Linked DNA regions of Homo sapiens: all the other regions are linked to region 3. Evidence: chromatin contacts called from ENCODE Hi-C or POLR2A ChIA-PET data. All regions are on one chromosome and are shown on one strand. Each heading gives the region's core, a stretch centred on a gene start or an enhancer-like site at or near the end of the contact. The rest is flanking DNA. Distances are from core to core; before and after follow the strand shown.

What was found. A loop is a pair of places that touch in the nucleus more often than their neighbours do. ChIA-PET counts read pairs that join two places held with the same protein, here RNA polymerase II (POLR2A). Pooled maps may share reads with other maps.
Region 1: a map of naive thymus-derived CD4-positive, alpha-beta T cell shows a loop between it and region 3 (10-fold over the local background). The contact joins the promoter of COG8 here to the promoter of IST1 in region 3. A Hi-C loop is called at or near these places in 1 of 168 maps with a recorded cell type or tissue (naive thymus-derived CD4-positive, alpha-beta T cell) and 4 of 50 pooled maps. POLR2A ChIA-PET finds 5 or more read pairs at or near these places in 1 of 52 experiments (HEK293T).
Region 2: a map of PC-3 shows a loop between it and region 3 (18-fold over the local background). The contact joins the enhancer-like site here to the promoter of IST1 in region 3. A Hi-C loop is called at or near these places in 1 of 168 maps with a recorded cell type or tissue (PC-3) and 1 of 50 pooled maps. POLR2A ChIA-PET finds 5 or more read pairs at or near these places in 2 of 52 experiments (activated B cell and activated CD4-positive, alpha-beta T cell).

What each region holds. Positions count from the first base shown.
Region 1 is chr16:69,337,043-69,340,852 of GRCh38, reverse strand. COG8 (component of oligomeric golgi complex 8) reads left to right here and starts at 1,289. Exons shown (of 6, transcript NM_032382.5): 1 at 1,289-1,677. The coding sequence starts at 1,301. NIP7 (nucleolar pre-rRNA processing protein NIP7) reads right to left here and starts at 1,081. Exons shown (of 5, transcript NM_016101.5): 1 at 968-1,081; 2 at 761-847; 3 at 521-659. The coding sequence starts at 1,023. RefSeq lists enhancers at 703-782, 963-1,082 and silencers at 1,503-1,552, 1,563-1,612.
Region 2 is chr16:74,587,900-74,591,762 of GRCh38, reverse strand. All of the region lies in intron 1 of GLG1 (golgi glycoprotein 1), which reads left to right. Among named protein-coding and RNA genes, the nearest start is that of GLG1, 17 kb to the left of the region's middle. Within about 2 kb of position 2,127, at least 3 of the 41 ENCODE cell types and tissues checked have a DNase peak (open chromatin) inside an H3K27ac peak, as active enhancers do.
Region 3 is chr16:71,893,493-71,897,345 of GRCh38, reverse strand. It overlaps IST1 (IST1 factor associated with ESCRT-III), which reads right to left and starts at 1,815. Exons shown (of 10, transcript NM_001270975.2): 1 at 1,757-1,815. It also overlaps a transcript of ZNF821 not described here. RefSeq lists enhancers at 1,558-1,747, 1,475-2,040, 1,918-2,427.

The DNA.
Region 1 (3,810 bases), core at 40-2,539, 2.6 Mb after region 3:
CCTGTAATCCCAGCTACTGAGGCACAAGAATCACTGGAAACTGGAAAGTGGAGGCTGCAGTGAGATCGCACCACTGCACTCTAGCCTGGGCGACAGAGTGAAACTGTGTCAGGAAGAAAGAGAAAGAGAAATGAAAAGAAAAAACAGAGCAAGAAAGAAAAAGAAAAAAATAGAAAAAGTTATTTTCTCAACTCTACAAGGATCATCCTCCATGGCCAGGTTAACAGCTCTTTTTCTGGACCCCGGTGTCTTCATTGCTGCCACTTATTTGCTTTCTGATCTCTAGCTGGGTCTCCCTAGGCTCTTCTACTTCGCTGGAGAAAACTAACCCTACGCAGCCACATAGCATTCCTATCCCATAGCCCTGACCATGCTCAAGCTGCAAGACCTCTACACATCTCCATGTGCTGAAACTCCTCCAAGCACACTGTCAGGGACTCTGTGGGAGAGAAGCTGCCGGACAATCTGCCTAATCCTTGACTTCATCGCCCGTGGCAGAATTGGAAACCGCCCCACAAACCTTGGCATAAGGTGCAAGGTAATCCAGAGCTGTGACGTGCAACCGAAACTTGTGGGTTTTAGTGAATTTTCCAAAGCAGGTCCCCAGCGACACCAGCTTGTCCCCGGAAATATTGGCGGCCAGCTTCATAATCTTCTCACTAAAAGGGTAAAGGGGGAGCAAGGTTGCGGATGAAGGAGGCTCGTGGGACCCAGGACCCCTCTCCCCTGGGTCCATGCTGCCTGCCCGGCCCCGCCTCACCTCACATAGTACACCCGGTCGTTGTGCAGACGGAAACAGTAGGTGCCATCGGGCCGGTCCACCAGCAGTTGAAGATTCTCCCCAATGCTGAGGGCAAAAAGAGGACTGGAGACCGCGCCCGAACGAACCGGTCTCCGGCACCGCGCCCCCACTCCACCCTTGGCCACCACACCCACACACTCCCGCGTCCGCCCCGCGCGCTCCTACTATTTCGCTATCTTCTCAAACATGACACGGGTCTCCTCTTCAGTCAAAGGCCGCATTTTTCCCCCTGGGTTGGAACACCGGATCCTCGTGCCTTGGTAACTGGAAACGGAAGTCGGTCGCTCGCTGCTCCCCGGCAATCCCAAAGCCTTCCTCTCTAGCCCCGTACCAATAGTTCGTCTCGCTAGCGCCCAATAGTCTGGACGACCGCAGGGGAAAGCAAGCCGGCCGGATGAGAAAGCATAGAGACCGGAAATGTGCCTGTTTCTTCCTGTCCTAAGTTCGGAGTCAGCGCCCCTTGTGGTCCGGAAGGGAAGTGACGTTGTTGCTGGGAAGATGGCGACCGCGGCGACTATCCCATCGGTAGCCACGGCCACAGCAGCGGCTCTCGGCGAGGTGGAGGATGAAGGGCTCCTGGCGTCGCTGTTCCGGGACCGCTTCCCCGAGGCCCAGTGGCGCGAGCGGCCCGATGTGGGCCGCTACCTCCGGGAGTTGAGCGGCTCGGGGCTGGAGCGGCTGCGGCGCGAGCCCGAGCGCCTGGCGGAGGAGCGGGCGCAGCTGCTGCAGCAGACGCGCGACTTGGCCTTCGCTAACTACAAGACCTTCATCCGCGGCGCCGAGTGCACCGAGCGCATCCACCGCCTGTTTGGCGACGTGGAGGCGTCGCTCGGCCGCCTGCTCGACCGTTTGCCCAGCTTCCAGCAGAGCTGCAGGTGCGACGCGCCTGGCGCTAAAGGGGTTTTATAACTGTAAAAGCTGACATTTACGATGGTAGAAATAACTAACACATAAAGCGTTTACCACGTTCCAGGTTCTCTGCTGAGCGCTTTATTAATCCATTTAAACCTCACAACAGCCTTCGAGATAGGTACTGTTATTCCTTTTTTATCTTTTTTGAGACGGAGTCTCGCCCTGTCGCCAGGCTGGAGTGCAGTGGCGAGATCTCGGCTCGCTGCAACCTACCTCTGCCTCCTGGGTTCAAGCGATTCTCCTGCCTCAGCCTCCTGAGTAGCAGGGACCATAGGCGCGCGCCACCACGCCCAGCTAATTTTTTTGGATTTTTAGTAGAGACGGGGTTTCAGCATGTTGGCTGGGATGGTCTCGATCTTTTGATGTCGTGATCTGTCCGCCTCGGCCTCCCAAAGCGCTGGGATTACAGGCATAATCCACTGCGCCCAGCCCTGTTATTTCCATTTTACATATGAGCAAGTCAAGACAGAGATTAGTGACGTCCAAGGACACAGCTAGGAGGTTTCGAATTCAGAACTGGTTACCCAGAAGCACGTCCCTCCCTCGAAGGGCAGTTGTGGGCACAAAGAAAAAGGATTCATGCAAAGCTCTTATTATCGGGTCTGACACAGTTAACATTATAGGTGTGAGCTGAATATATGTGCACATTTATATACTTATTTTATACGAAAGCGTGGACCGGAGGTCATCTGCTTCAAAACTTCCATTGACGGGAAGGTGACAAGGAAATCCTCGCATTTGAGGGCATCAGATATCAAAAAGTCTCTCCATTTGGATGGCTGGATGTGGTGGCTCAGCCTGTAATCCCAGCACTTTGGGAGCCTGAGGCTTGAACCCAGGAGTTCGAGAGCAGCCTGGCCAACATGGCAAAACCCTGTCTCTATAAAATAAAAAATTAGCTGGTCGTGGTGGCGTGCGCCTGTAGTCCCAGGTACACAGGAGGTTGAGGTGGGGGGGTCAGTTGGGCCCGGGAGATTGAGGCTGCAGTGAGCCATGATTGTGCCACCGCACTCCAGTTTGGGAGGTCGAGGCTGCGGTGGGCTGTGATTGTGCCACTGCATTCCAGACTGGGTGACAAAGTGAAACTCTCTTAAAAAAAGAAAAAAAGGCTGGGTGCGGTGGCTCACACCTGTAATCCCAGCACTTTGAGAGGCCAAGGCAGGCGGATCACGAGGTCAAGAGATCGAGGCCATCCTGGCTAACATGCTGAAACCCCCATGTCTACTAAAAATACAATTAGCTGGGCGTGGTGGCACGCGCTTGTAGTCCCAGCTACTCGGGAGGCTGAGGCAGGAGAATTACTTGAACCTGAGAAGCGGAGGTTGCAGTGAGCCAAGATGATGCGTGCCACTGCACTCCAGCCTGGTGACAGAGCAAGACTCCGTCTCAAAAAAAAAAAAAAAAGTCCTTTGTGAGTCATATTCTGTCTCCATTATCCCTAGTTCTGCCTTCCAGCCTTTCATGATTAAAGTTTAATTTTTCTTTTGAGCCTTTGGATATTTGACAGCAGCTTTTGTACCCTTCCATGCTCCAGAATAGATAGGGGACTTGATAAAGCAGGTCTCTGCAAATATGGAGAAGTGTTGAAAGTAGACTGTGGCAGGAACTATGGTTGAACATTAGCATAGGAGAAGATGAAGACCTGAGGGGAAAGATTGTGGATTCTAGGCAGTTAGTGCTTCATTTTGAAAATAATGATAGCTACTGTTAAATATTTAACTGTGTCTCTTTTACTATTTTTACTTTGACGCATTCGCTCTGTTTCAAGTTCTATGTTAAATGCTTCACACACATCATCTCATTTAGTTCTTACACCCTTATGAGGAGGGTCCTATATACTTTTTTTTTTTTTTTTTTTGAGACGGAGTCTTGCTTTGTTGGCCAGGCTGCAGTGCAGTGGCGCCATCTCTGCTCACCGCAACCTCCACCTCCTGGGTTCAAGTGATTCTCCTGCCTCAGCCTCCTGAGTAGCTGGGACTACAGGCGCGCACCACCATGCCTGGCTAATTTTTTGTATTTTTAGTAGAGATGGGGTTTCACTTGAACTCCTGGCCTCAAGTGATCCGCCCACCTCAGCCTCCCAAAGTGCTGGGATT
Region 2 (3,863 bases), core at 878-3,377, 2.7 Mb before region 3:
CTCTCATATTTCCCAGGTTGGAACATTTCTCTGGCCTGTGAAACAGTCTGTGATACTAAGATATAAATACTAAACTTAGCCATACGTTAAGGACAGCGCAAAAAATTTTTGGTTTGTAAGTCTTCTTTTTTTTTCGAGACAGAGTCTTGCTCTGTCTCCCAGGCTGGAGTGCAGTGGTGCGATTTCGGCTCACTGCAAGCTCCGCCTCCCGGGTTCAGGCCATTCTCCTGCCTCAGCCTCCCACGTAGCTGGGACTACGGGCACCCGCCACCACGCAGAGCTATTTTTTTGTATTTTTAGTAGAGATGGGATTTCACCGTGTTAGCCAGGATGGTTTCGATCTCCTGACCTTGTGATCCACCTGCCTCAGCCTCCCAAAGTGCTGGGATTACAGGCGTGAGCCACCGTGCCAGGCCTTTATTTTTTTTTTTTGAGATGGAGTCTTGCTTTGTCACCCAGGCTGGAGTGCAGTGGCACGATGTTGGCTCACGGCAGCCTCCGCCTCCCGGGTTCAAGTGATTCTTCTGCGTCAGCCTCCTGAGTAGCTGGGACTACAGGTGCATGCCAAGACACCCAGCTAATTTTTGTATTTTTAGTAGAGACGGGGTTTCACCGTGTTGGCTAGGCTGGTCTCAAACTCCTGACCTCGTGATCCGCCCACCTTGGCCTCCCAAAGTGCTGGGATTACAGGTGTGAGCCACGGCATCCGGCCCTGTAAGTCTTCTTTCAGAAGTAACTAGGCAGCAGAGTTTTGAAATAGTTGAAAATCCACAACTTCATTTTCATATTTTTATATTTTAATTTTTTTTTTTTTTAACAAGAAAGGCCCTCCTTTGACACAATTTCATTTTAAAACTCTGAGTTTGGTAGGTTTGTTAGAACCTGACTTATGTGTATTGATAGCAGCTTTTAGTGTGTCTGGTGGTGGTGATGCTTTCCTTTTTTTTTTTCTTTTTTTTTTTTTTTTGAGACAGTTTCACTCTTGTTGCCCAGGCTGGAGTACAGTGGTGTGATCACGGCTCACTGCAGCCTCTGCCTCCCAGGTTCAAGTGATTCTCCTGCCTCAGCCTCCTGAGTAGCTGGGATTACAAGCATGTGGTGTCACCACGCCCGGCTAATTTCTTTTTTTTTTTTTTTTTTTGGAGACGGAGTCTCACTCAGTTGCCCAGGCTGGAGTGCAGTGGTGTAATCTCGGCTCACTGGAAGCTCCGCCTCCTGGATTCACGCCATTCTCCTGCCTCAGCCTTCTGAGTAGCTGGGACTACAGGCGCCCGCCACTACGCCTGGCTATTTTTTTTTGTATTTTTAGTAGAGACGGGGTTTCTCCATGTTGGTCAGGCTGGTCTCGAACTCCTGACTTCAGGTGATCCGCCTGCTTCGGCCTCCCAGAGTGCTGGGATTACAGGCGTGAGCCATGGCACCTGGCCTGAAACTTCTTATAATGGTAAAAAAAGAAAAATTATCGGCTAGGCACGGTGGCTCACGCTTGTAATCCCAGTATTTTGGGAGGCCGAGGTGGGCGGATCACGAGATCAGGAGATCAAGACCATCCTGGCTAACATGGTGAAATCCTGTCTCTACTAAAAAATACAAAAAACTTAGGTGGGTGTGGTGGCGTGCGCCTGTAGTCCCTACTACTTGGAAGGCTGAGGCAGGAGAATGGCATGAACCCTGGAGGCGGAGCTTGCAGAGATCGTGTCACTGCACTCCATCCAGCCTGGGCTACAGAGCTAGACTCCATCTCAAAAAAACAACAACAACAACAAAAGTGAAGTTTCAAGAATTTGTACTATCGGTATATTTTTATTATTTATTTATTTATTTATGAAACAGAATCTCACTCTGTCACCTAGGCTGGAGTGCATTGGCTGGATTTCAGCTCACTGCAACCTCTGCTTCCCGTGTTCAAGCAATTCTCCTGCCTCAGCCTCCTGAGCAGCTGGGACCACAGGCGTGTACCACCGTGCTCGGCCAAGAATTTTTACTATTGGTATACTTTCCTTTTCAACTTGAGAGTATATGTGAAATAGGAGAAATTAGAGCACTGAAAGCAGAAGTCAGAAGACATTGTTGTGTTTCCCTTCCTCTTGTGGAAATTCCCATTCTTTAGCCCAGATTCTCAGCCTGCTTGCCTCTGCTTCGCACTGGCTCCATACACATCTTGCTGCCCCACACCCGCAAATAAATAGTGTAGTGGTGTGGGCTTTTGGAGAGTACAGAGTTACAGCTTCAGAGTTTACAGGGCTTATATGTAAGTGTTATTTTTGGGAAAATATTTTATATCAGTGGTTTGGGAATTTGCTGCACCAAAATATTTCCCAGTGCCCTTCCCTCAGCACAGCCCGCTGCTTCTCTTCCCCTGCCAGCTAGGTCTGCTTTAGGCATTGTTTTCTTCCTTCATTTTTGTTAGATTGAATGAACTATAAGAAATTACCAATATTTCATCATATTTGACTTATAAAAACATTTTCATATGGTTTAACATAATTGTTCTTTTTTTTTTTTTGAGACAGAGAGTTTCACTCTTTCACCCAGGCTGGAGTGCAGTGGCGCAATCTTGGCTCACTGCAACCTCTGCCTCCTGGGTTCAAGTGATTCTCCTGCCTCAGCCTCTCGAGTAGCTGGGATTACAGGTGCACGCCACCACGCCCGTCTAATTTTTTGTTGTTGTTGTTGTTCTTTTTGTAGAGACGGGGTTTCACCATGTTGGCCAGGCTGGTCTCGAACTCCTGACTTGAAGTTATCCACCCCCCTCAGCCTCCCAAAGTGCTGGCATTACAAGCATGAGCCACCATGCCCGGCCACTCACCAAATACATTTGATTTAAAAAAAAAAAAGGATATTGGTCTAACAACCTTTTCCCTATTTGATTATTCTTAGTCAAGTTGCTATTTAGCTTTCAGTTTATGGAACCCTTTTAATCTTATTTGTAGCTCTTGATAACCATGTGTGGTAGATATGACAGATATGAGACTTATTTTACAGGTGAAAAACCACGAATCAGATAGATTTTTATTTGCCCAAGTCACATAATGTTAAGAACAGGCCAAGTGTGGTGGCTCATGTCTGTAATCCGAGCACTTTGGGAGGCTAAGGCGGGTGGATTTCCTGAGCCTAGGAGTTTGAGATCAGCCTGGGCAACATGGCGAAACCTCATCTCTACAAAACATACAAAAATTAGTCAGTGTGGTGGTGAGAGCCTGTAGTCCTGGCTACTTGTGAGGCTGAGGTGGGAGCATCACCTGAGCCTGGGAAGTCGAGGCTGCAGTGGCAACAGAATGGGTAACCTGGACATCAGAGTGAGACCCTGTCTCAAAAAAAAAGAAAGAAAGAAACAGAGCTTAAATTCAAATCCAAAAAGCTTAAATTCAAATCTTTTAAAATTCAAAGCCTCTGTCTTTCCATGTTACCACATTGCTTCTCTGTTATTTTTCACATTTACATAGATAACATATTTTCATGCTATTTTTTTTATATTTTTATGCCCCTACCATTTTTATTTAAATCCATCAACAAATATTTGATCACATACTATTTGCCCACTATTTCTTCAGACAGTTTTTTTGTCCCTCTTTCTCTCCTGGGCTCTAATCTTATGTAGGTTAAATTGATTGCTATTGTCCCACAAGTGGGCTCTGTTTTTAATCCCCCCACCAACGCTCCCCCTGTTTTTTTTCTCTCTGTGTTTCATTTTGGATAATTGCTATTGCTGATCTTCAGGTTCACTGATGTTTTCTTTTGTAGTTTTCAGTCAGCTATTAATACCATCCAGTGAATTTGTATTTTAAGTATATTTCACCTATAGACGTTTGATTTGGGTGTTTTATTTATATATTCGATTATCCATTATGTTCATGTTTTTC
Region 3 (3,853 bases), core at 566-3,065:
AAGATATACGAAACTGGATGACTTTAAAACGTAACACTAACACTGGGGATTCAAAATACTTCTAATCCCAGCATTTTGGGAGGATCACTTGAGCCCACGAGTTCAAGACCAGTCTGGGCAACATTAAGAAACTCTCCCCTCCCGACCCCGACCAAAAAAAAAAAAAAAAAAAAGCCAGGCGTGGGCCTGTAGTGTCAGCTACTACTCCCAAGGCTGGGGCGGGAGGATCACTTGAGTCCTGAAAGGTCGAAGCTGCAGGGAGTGCACTACAGCACTCCAGCCTGGGAAACAGAGTGAGACCCCCGTCTGCAGAACAAAAACAAAAATAAATACAAAAAAAGAGGAAGTGTTTTAATTTCTTTTTTTTTTTCTTTTTTTACACAGGGTCTCACTCTGTCCTCCAGACTGAAATGCAGTGGCACGATTACCGACTCACTATAATCTCCACCTCCCAGGCTCAAGCAATCCTCCTACCTCAGCCTCCTGGACTATAGATGCGGGCCTCCACGCCTGGCTGTTTTTATTTTTGTAGAGAACGGGATTTTGCTATGTTGCCCACGCTGTTCTCCAACTCCCAAGCTCAAGTGATCATCCCACCTAGCCCTCCCCAAGTACTGGGATTACAGGGGTGAGCCACCACATCTGGCCAGTTTTATCTTCTAATGACTATTACCAAGTCCCCCTATCCCAGAAGTTCTGAGGAAGCAAATTTCCCACAAACTATTGGCTTGTAGGTACAAAAGCCAAAAGGCTTCTACTGGGAAAGGAGAGGGAAATATATACATATATATTTCAACTATTATTAAATTAGAAAAATACAGACATAGGAAGGGTATAGATAAAACAAGATTAGGCATGAGTTGATCGTGTTTGAAGCTGGATGAGAGAATTCATTATACTCCTGTCTGCTTGAAATTTTCCATAATAAAAAGTTAAAATATTACACATAATTTTAAAATTCAAGTTTCCCCTAAAGATCTAAGACCAGACTTTAAGTTTACTACGACAGACAGTGTCTTTTGTAATTAACCTACAGCTCCTGGGTCCCGACCCTCCTCAAAGTTTATGCTGTTGAGTTCCAAGAGGTCACCTCCAGCACCCCGGAAGAAGAGCACCGAGAAAAACAAAGAGGAGAGGCGCAAGGATCCTTCCAAGACCTCTCACTACACACGCAGGGATCCGAGAAAGCGGGCAGAGGCCGCTCCTTACTTCAGCGAAAGAAATTGTAATTTTCTCAGGCCAAAGTGGACCCAAGTCCGTTCCCCCAACCCAGGAACAAGCCCAGGAGGCCACCCCGCCCGGTGGAAGCGGCCCGGACTGGAGGGCATCCGCCTCTCGCGGCACTGGAAGCTCTGACCTTCCCGAAGTCTCTCCGGGCCAGAAAAGACGGGGTAGGGGTGTCGCCGAGGAGCCCTCGCCGAGGCCGCGGCGTTTCCGCCCCAAGGAAGACACACCTCGGGGCAGGAAGACTAGGGGAAAGTTAAGGGGCTTCGAGGATCCAGGACCAGAGGCCTCCGACCCGCTCGCGGCCCTGCCACGCCCCCCACCCAGGCCTGGGCAGCCTCCTGCGCCGCGGGCCCTCGAGGGCCTGACCTCCGGTCTGACCCCCACTTCCACTATCCTTCCCTTTCTCCTCAGCTGCCCCCTCCGAAGTCGTTTGAATCCCGGGCCCTAGCGCTAACTAGAGACCGCTAAATCAGGAGCGCAGAGAGAAGAGGAAGACAGAGACCTCTGACGCCGAGGATGCCACACTCACCTAACCGAATCCTGCCGTGAACGCAGCAGACACCGACTTCAGGGTTCACCATCCAAAATGGCGACTCCCTCGGCCTCAGCACAACAAGCGCGGGCGGAGGGATCCACGGGGCCGATATAGCCACGCCCTCCTTTCCAGGGATTGGCTGCGCGATCGCCGCTGCCGGGACCCACGCGCTGACTCGGGGCACCCTCCCTCGGTTTCCTTTGGAGTCGGCGCGGCCGGGGACTACTTCCCGCGGCGGGGGCACGGCAGACGTTGGGGGAAGCGCCACGCCGACTGAGTCAGCTGCTGGGGGCATGCCCTTAATTTCGCTCTGGGCGCGGGGAGGCCAGCCACAGCTGTTGATTCTCGGACTCTGCGCCCACGGCCTCACCGCGCCCAGTGCCTTGGTTCCGGATTCTTCCATAACCGGCTGCCAGTACCGCCTCTCTGACGCCGGGAGTTGCTCCCTAAGATCTGCTGCCGCCTTTCGCTGGACTTTCCCCCTGGGTGGAGCGGCCGAGGGGGTTTCGAAGCCTGCGTATCCCTGACTCTTCACCCAGCGCCTCCGTGTCCCTCTACGGGCTCTAAGCGTTCCCCCGCCCCGCTTTTAAGCCGTCCGGTTGCCCTTTGGACCAGCATCGCTCCGGTCTGTGTGGTATAATTCAGTAGTGTTTCCTCAGCACCACAGTCTCTGGCGATTTCCCTAATTTATCTCGGTATTCAGAGAAAACTTTTTCCTTGGTTACCTTTGTTTTTAACTTGAAAACCATTATCGCTGCTTAAGCCTGGAAGGGACCTTCCCAGCACTTTGAGAGGCGGGGCGGGAGGATCGCTTGAGCCCGGGAGTTGCAGACCAGCCTGGACACCATAGTGAAACCGCATCGCTACAAAAAAAAAAAAAAAAAAGTTAAAAATTAGGGGAGCAGCAGTGAGCACTTGTGGTCTCAGCTACTCGGGAGGCTGAGGCAGGAAGATCGCTTGAGCCCAGAAGGTCGCTGCTGCAGTAAACCGTGATCACGTCACAGCACTCCAGCCTAGGCTACAGAAAAAAAGAAAAAGGGCCGGGTGCGGTGGCTCACGCCTGTAATCTCAACATTTTGGGAGGCCGAGGCAGGTGTATCACCTGAAGTCGGTAATTCGAGACCAGCCTGGCCAACACAGAGGAACCCCGTCTCTACTAAAGAGGAAATTACGCATGGTGGCGCAAGCCTGTAATCCCAGCTACTCCGGAGGCTGAGGCAGGAGAATCGCTTGATTCTCGAGTTACAGTGAGCCGAGATCCGGCGATTGCCCTCCAGCCTGGGCAACAAGAGCGAAACGTCTCAAAAAAAAAAAGGGAAAAAAGAAAAAGGGGCCTCCAGAAGGAAGTCATCTGCTCCCTGCTGTGGAGGCTGCATCTAATGCTTGTACCGGGGCAGTCATATGACAAGTAGGAGCTAGCCCTTATCATAAGATGTTGATGTGAATTTAGAAATACTGTATCTTTATAAACGTTTGCAACATTTCAAGATAAAACCAGGTTCCATGCCAGGCGCGGTGGCACATGCCTGTAATCCCAGCACTTGGGGAGACTGAGGCAGGTGGATCACCTGAGGTCAGGAGTTCAAGACCAGCCTGACCAACATTGTGAAATCTCGTCTCTACTAAAAAAAATACAAAAAAAAGAAAAAATTAGCCAGGCGTGTAGGCACATACCTGTAATCCCAGCTACTCCGGAGGCTGAGGCAGGAGAATCGCTTGAACCCAGAAGGCGGAGGTTGCAGTGAGCCGAGATCTCCCCATTGCAATCTAGCCTAGGCAATAGAGCAAGACTCCAACCAAAAAAAAAAAAAGTGCAGATTTTTTTGGCTGGGCATGGTGGCTTATGCCTGTAATCTCAGCACTTTGGGTGGCCGAGGCGGGTGGATCACCTGAGGTAAGAAGTTCAAGACCAGCCTGGCCAACATGGTGAAACCGTCTCTACTAAAAATACAAAAATTAGCCGGATGTGGTGGCAACACACCTGTAATCCCAGCTACTTGGGAGGCTGAGGCAGGAGAATCGCTTGAACCTGGGAGGCGGAGGTTGCAGTGATGTGAGATTGTGCCACTGCACTCCAGCCTGGGCAGCAGA